2 separate regions of the Homo sapiens genome follow, and region 1 is linked to region 2. A link is a loop called in an ENCODE intact Hi-C map of the cell type or tissue named here. Cell type or tissue: mammary epithelial cell. All regions are shown on one strand.

Region 1 (2,500 bases), 290 kb after region 2:
ATTAATAAAAAATCTTATGCACAGTAATAGCAAAGCTTTGCTCCCTCTACTTGACTTTTGGGAAAGCTTGGCTCATTGGTAAACATGTAATGTTCTTTATATTAAAACAGAGTTCTGATACTCTCAGAGTTGGGGCAAATTGTTAGCCTTTCACCAAAACTTGAAAGGCTTTCTACGTTAAGATCCAAGCTCCTGCCTTATAAATATTCTGAATTACAGTCAATTTTGGAATACTCTTGTGGCAGAGAAAGTAACATGCACCAAATAGTCCAGGCTTGTGTTGAGTTAGAGCCATGCGACAAGTTCTGGCCAATAATATATGTGTGCGAGTGATACATGCCCCTTCTGACAGAAGCAGTGAAAAATTTATGAACAATATTTTAGTTTTCTTTCCTCTACTATGGCAACTTAAGTTGTGTGAGCCAGATAATGGAGTTTCAGGATGATGGTTCCTACTCAGCCTGGGTCCCTGAGTGACTGTATGGAATAAAGCTCTGCCGACACTTGTTAGACATGACCATGTGTAACAAATAAGCCTTTGTTAAGCCACTGACCATTTGGAGTAATCTGTTACAACTGCAGAACAGAGCATATCCTGATTAACAGAATTCCTACTTCCCAAATTTCTGCTTCCTTTCCTGGCTGCATAATTTGTCCAAGCTGTCTGTCATCTACATACTCCTTTACCCTATTTATGGCTTATACTATCTCATCTGACCTTCATGGTCTATCCTAAACGTCATCTCCTTCCCAAGGATCTCCGGTTTCCAGTTGGATGGGATACCCTCCTCTTCTCTGCTAATAGAAAGAGTAGTATACCTCTCTTAAGGCAATCATCTCATTTGCTTCTCTTCCTCATCCATTTAACTTAGAGCTCCTGGAAGGTGAAGACCATGTTTGATTCACCCAAACACCCCAAGGCCCCAGCTGAACATTTTGTGGTAGCTACAGGTGGATATTATTTAGTTTGAATTGAGTTTTCTCCTGAGGTTAGCAATGCGTAGGCCAATGTAGACAGCAATGTGAAATGATTTTAAATAAGTTATCTGCCTGAAACATAGCAACAGGGAGAGAAGAAAACAAAAAAAAAAACCCTTTACATGAGTAAGTGTAATTCTCAGAAAATAAGAGAAATAGCATATCAGAAAAAGACATAGGAAGCAAAAGTGATGCTTGCTGAAGAACATCAGAATGGGAATTAGGAAACAAACTTCTAGATTTGACTCCTTTGAAAACTAATTCTGTGATCTCTCTGGAACTCAGGTTCTTCATCTTGTACGTGGGATCAGAGGCTGGACGATAAATTAATTAAGGTATTTCATTCTGGAATTTTACTTACAGAAACCCCAGGTGCTGAGATGTTTTCCAGGACTAGGATGAAGTCTCCATCTTGTGGCTAAATTAAGTTCTGCAGTCACTCAACATTATGAACGTCAAGATCCAAGTCAATTTAGTGGAGCAGCGTAGATTAGGTCAATAGCTTCTGTGAGAAACAGAAACACATCTTCTTAATGCAAATGCAGCAGGACAGGTTCATTCGCAGCCATTTGGAAAGGAATTTAAACTTGGACAACGAACTGTGCAAATATATTTATTCATTCTTTTACTAAAGAGAGGGCCTGTCTTATCTTTTCCAGACTTGCATTCCTTGGCTTGTGGCCCCTTCCTCCTTCTTCAAAGCCAGCAATGTAGCATCTTGCTTCAGCCCTCACATTGCCTCATTCTTATCTGTCAAATCTCTCTCTGCCTCACTCTTATAAGGACACCTAGGTGATCCAGAATACTCCCATCTCAAGAATTTTTAATTTAATCACTTTTACCATATAACATCCGCAGTTTCCAGAGATTAGGATCTGGATATCTTTGGAGACCATTATTAGTCTACCACTGGGAGAAAGTGAAGGGGGCTGGGGAAAGTGTTTCCAGGAACACAGTAGTCTGTCCAGCGCCCCTTCCACCACTATCATTGGTGAGATCGTTGGTAGCAGCTGTGAGGTGTGATAGAGACTGACTTTTCTCCAGTTCCAGGGGCTCCAACTGGCAAAAGCTCATAACTGTTATCATCCCCCTGACTTCAGTGATCTGCTCAGGAAAGGGCACTTGAACAAATTCAGACCAGCTCAGGAGCCTCTACCCTCCACCCCCGTAGTTGTGGAAAAAGTTTTCATATCAGCTATTCTGGAGGTAGCAAAAAGAAGGCCAAAAGATTACAGCCCTTTTTGTTTGTTTGTTTGCTTGTAAGCCTTGTGGTTCTATTTGACTTTTTAAATTATGCGCATGAATTACTTGGAGACATTTTTTAAATTGAAGTGGAAAAAATAATTTAAAAGGGAAAACTAACTAAAGTAATATAATTTCAGAGTATTGATTATTGTCCAGAATATGCTTTGTTTTATTATTTTGCTAATAAAATTAAATTCACTGTACATTGTTCCAGAAGTATGTTGACTCTAAGGAAAATGTTTTAAATGGAATAGCCTGAGGATATCATTGTGGGGAA
Region 2 (2,500 bases):
TACCATAAACTTTCATAAAGCATCAGTGATTTCACCATTTTTCCACCCAAATTTCTGCATAAATTTGATGTTTGTTCTTGGTCCAATTTTAGCAGAATCCATGTAGCTCTGATACGAGATCTTTGCAAACTGATGTCTTATCCTTCTTAGTGCCTCAAAATAGATCCTGTTCAGACATTCAGTACAGGTTAGTGTGAGTTTGTTTTGGTGCAAAATTTTTTTAAATCCATGTATAGTTTTTTCATAAGATGTGTCTTCCATGAACTTTTTGAAGACCTCTCATATTTGTTTTATGTAATTGAATTCTGTCTTGCTTTTGTTTAAAAGAAGTCTCCCCTGCTTAAAAGGGGGCAAAAATTTAAAAAATTTTCTGGTGATTTTGAAGGACAGCATCCTCCTATAACGAAAATATCAGTTAAAGGTCTCTATGTTTTTTGATATCTAGAATAAATGACTTGAAGCCCCCCACTCCCTCCATCCCCTTTATGCCACTTAGAAGTCTGAAACCCTCCCCAGGATATCTGTGAATTTCCAGGAGGGTGCTGTTCTCCTGGTCACCCTTGCCTCTGGGTGCTTCTGGAGAATGCATCACCACAGATGGGAAACTTCATTTCTTTTCACTCTCTTAGGCAGACTGAGACTAAACACTACTCTGGGTCCATGCCGGCATTCCCATACCCACCAGAGTGTTAACTACAAAAGGGTTTCCCTTTTTAGAAGCCAGTGGAGAAAGTAAATAGTAAGAAATCTCTTCCGCTCTCAGGATTTCATAGTATAAGCAGGCATATTACCCAAGTGGTCAGCTTCGGTGGAAGGGGACTGGAGACTGACCACCAGATGATCAAGGGCACTAAAAAGGGGATGCAAGACCTTAGGCTCATAGTCCTGTTCCTGGGGACGAATGCTGGGCTCTGGTGGCCATGCTGGGCTGCGGAGAAGCAAAGGTGCATTGTTGGTGTGATATTCTTTCCCCCAGGGGTCTGCTAGAAGCTGAAGGCAAAAATAGATGGAGACAAAAAAGACTAGGAGACCCTTTCTATGTAGAGACATCACTCTATGTTCTTTGCAGAGAATAGGAATACGTGCCTTTGATCAGATGAGCTATTAAAAAATGATTATGTAGTTCTGTTAAACTGGATTATTTTCAATATCCTGTCTGCTTTTTCAAAGGACTGTTATTTAGTGGGAAAACATTGCTGAATTCCTTTCAGAGAAATCCTCCCTGTACTGACCCTTCGGCAACACACCTTACACATGTAACTACTTGTTCAGAACAGTCTTCTCCTTCTGACTCTCCACAAAGGCGGGGACCATGAGTATCTTATTTCCCACTGCATCCAGAAGGCTGAGCACAGTGCTTGACGCACAGTGAATTTTGGTTGAATGAACAATTGAAAGGATTTGCCCATTGCAGTGTCATTTTTCCAAGACCTGACAATATCACTTTTGATTCTTTTCTTATTTAGTTCCACCTCCTTATCCCCGCTGCCACTGCTTAAGTCAGCACACGGCATCACCTCTCCTGGGGCTATCTTTAACTAGGCTTCCTGACCCCCTACCCTGGCCTGTCTGCTTTAAATCCAGGCAATGGCCTGTAGCCCCAGCAACCTTCCGAAAGCTCTACTCTCTGTCCCTTGTCAATTTCCTCTTCTGAAAGTTTCAGGGGCTCTCCACTACTTGCAGAAGAAAACCACCAACTCTTGCCTCGATGCTGAAGGTACTTTCCCATCATCTCCCCTCTGCCTCTCATCACCCTGTGTCCCTCCTGGCCCTTGCTTTCTTGCTTCTGTGCTTGGCCTCATCCTCCTTCCTCTGCCTGGAAAGTGCTTACCTCTGTTCTTGCATCTGCATGTCCAAATCCTATTCATCATTTCTATTATTATGTCATTTAAGTTTCAAAAAGTCTCTGAGTCATTGTTCCTTAAATAGCAGTTTTAAAAGGTGATTCTAAAGAAAAGGATTTGATGTTGAAATTAGCTTAGGAAGTGTTGTATGGATTATTGCCATTTTGTAGATTTATAGTGCAGGCCATTAATTCAAGGATCTGAGAAGATCTGCAATCAAGAAACCTATTTAACTCAGCATTTCTCAAATTTATTTGACCATAGAACCCTTTCCCCTTTCACACCTATTAACATATTGCAGATTATTTTGGAAATACTTTCCCGAGAGTTACCAGTAATATCTTTAATCTGTTTTTAATGATGAAGATGCTGAGGCTCAGAGACAAAAATACTTGCGCAAGCCGAGTGAAAGGAGCTTCAATCTGTTTTTTTTTTTTCTTTACTACACTGTGATGACTTACATTTGTCATCCAACAAGAACTTTTAAACTTTCCGAACTATGGAAAGTAAGACAATAGCCTGTATTTATCTTTCCTAATATCTGAATTTTGTCCCACTTCTCTTTTCTAAAAATGATTATTCCCAAGTTTTTCTTTCACTTTTCTTTCCTGCCAGATGTTTTACAAGTAATGAAAGGCTCCAATTAAATTTTCCCA

What was found. Hi-C counts contacts between places; a loop is a spot of excess contacts. Peaks named below come from ENCODE experiments on the same cell type or tissue, not always from the same donor. Only the 100,000 strongest peaks of a DNase experiment are listed, where the experiment ranks them.
Region 1: a loop joins it to region 2, with 3 times the contacts of the local background. A loop is called at or near these places in 26 of 110 quality-filtered maps.

What each region holds. Positions count from the first base shown.
Region 1 is chr15:81,399,452-81,401,951 of GRCh38, forward strand. All of the region lies in intron 6 of TMC3-AS1 (TMC3 antisense RNA 1), which reads left to right. Among named protein-coding and RNA genes, the nearest start is that of TMC3, 26 kb to the left of the region's middle. In mammary epithelial cell, a CTCF peak has its summit at 1,397 (motif pointing left); no DNase peak of the experiment used is centred here.
Region 2 is chr15:81,109,926-81,112,425 of GRCh38, forward strand. It overlaps a transcript of CFAP161 not described here. Among named protein-coding and RNA genes, the nearest start is that of CFAP161, 23 kb to the right of the region's middle. RefSeq lists an enhancer at 1,680-1,839. In mammary epithelial cell, no CTCF peak of the experiment used is centred here; DNase peaks (open chromatin) are centred at 1,306 and 1,786; H3K27ac peaks cover 1,601 bases.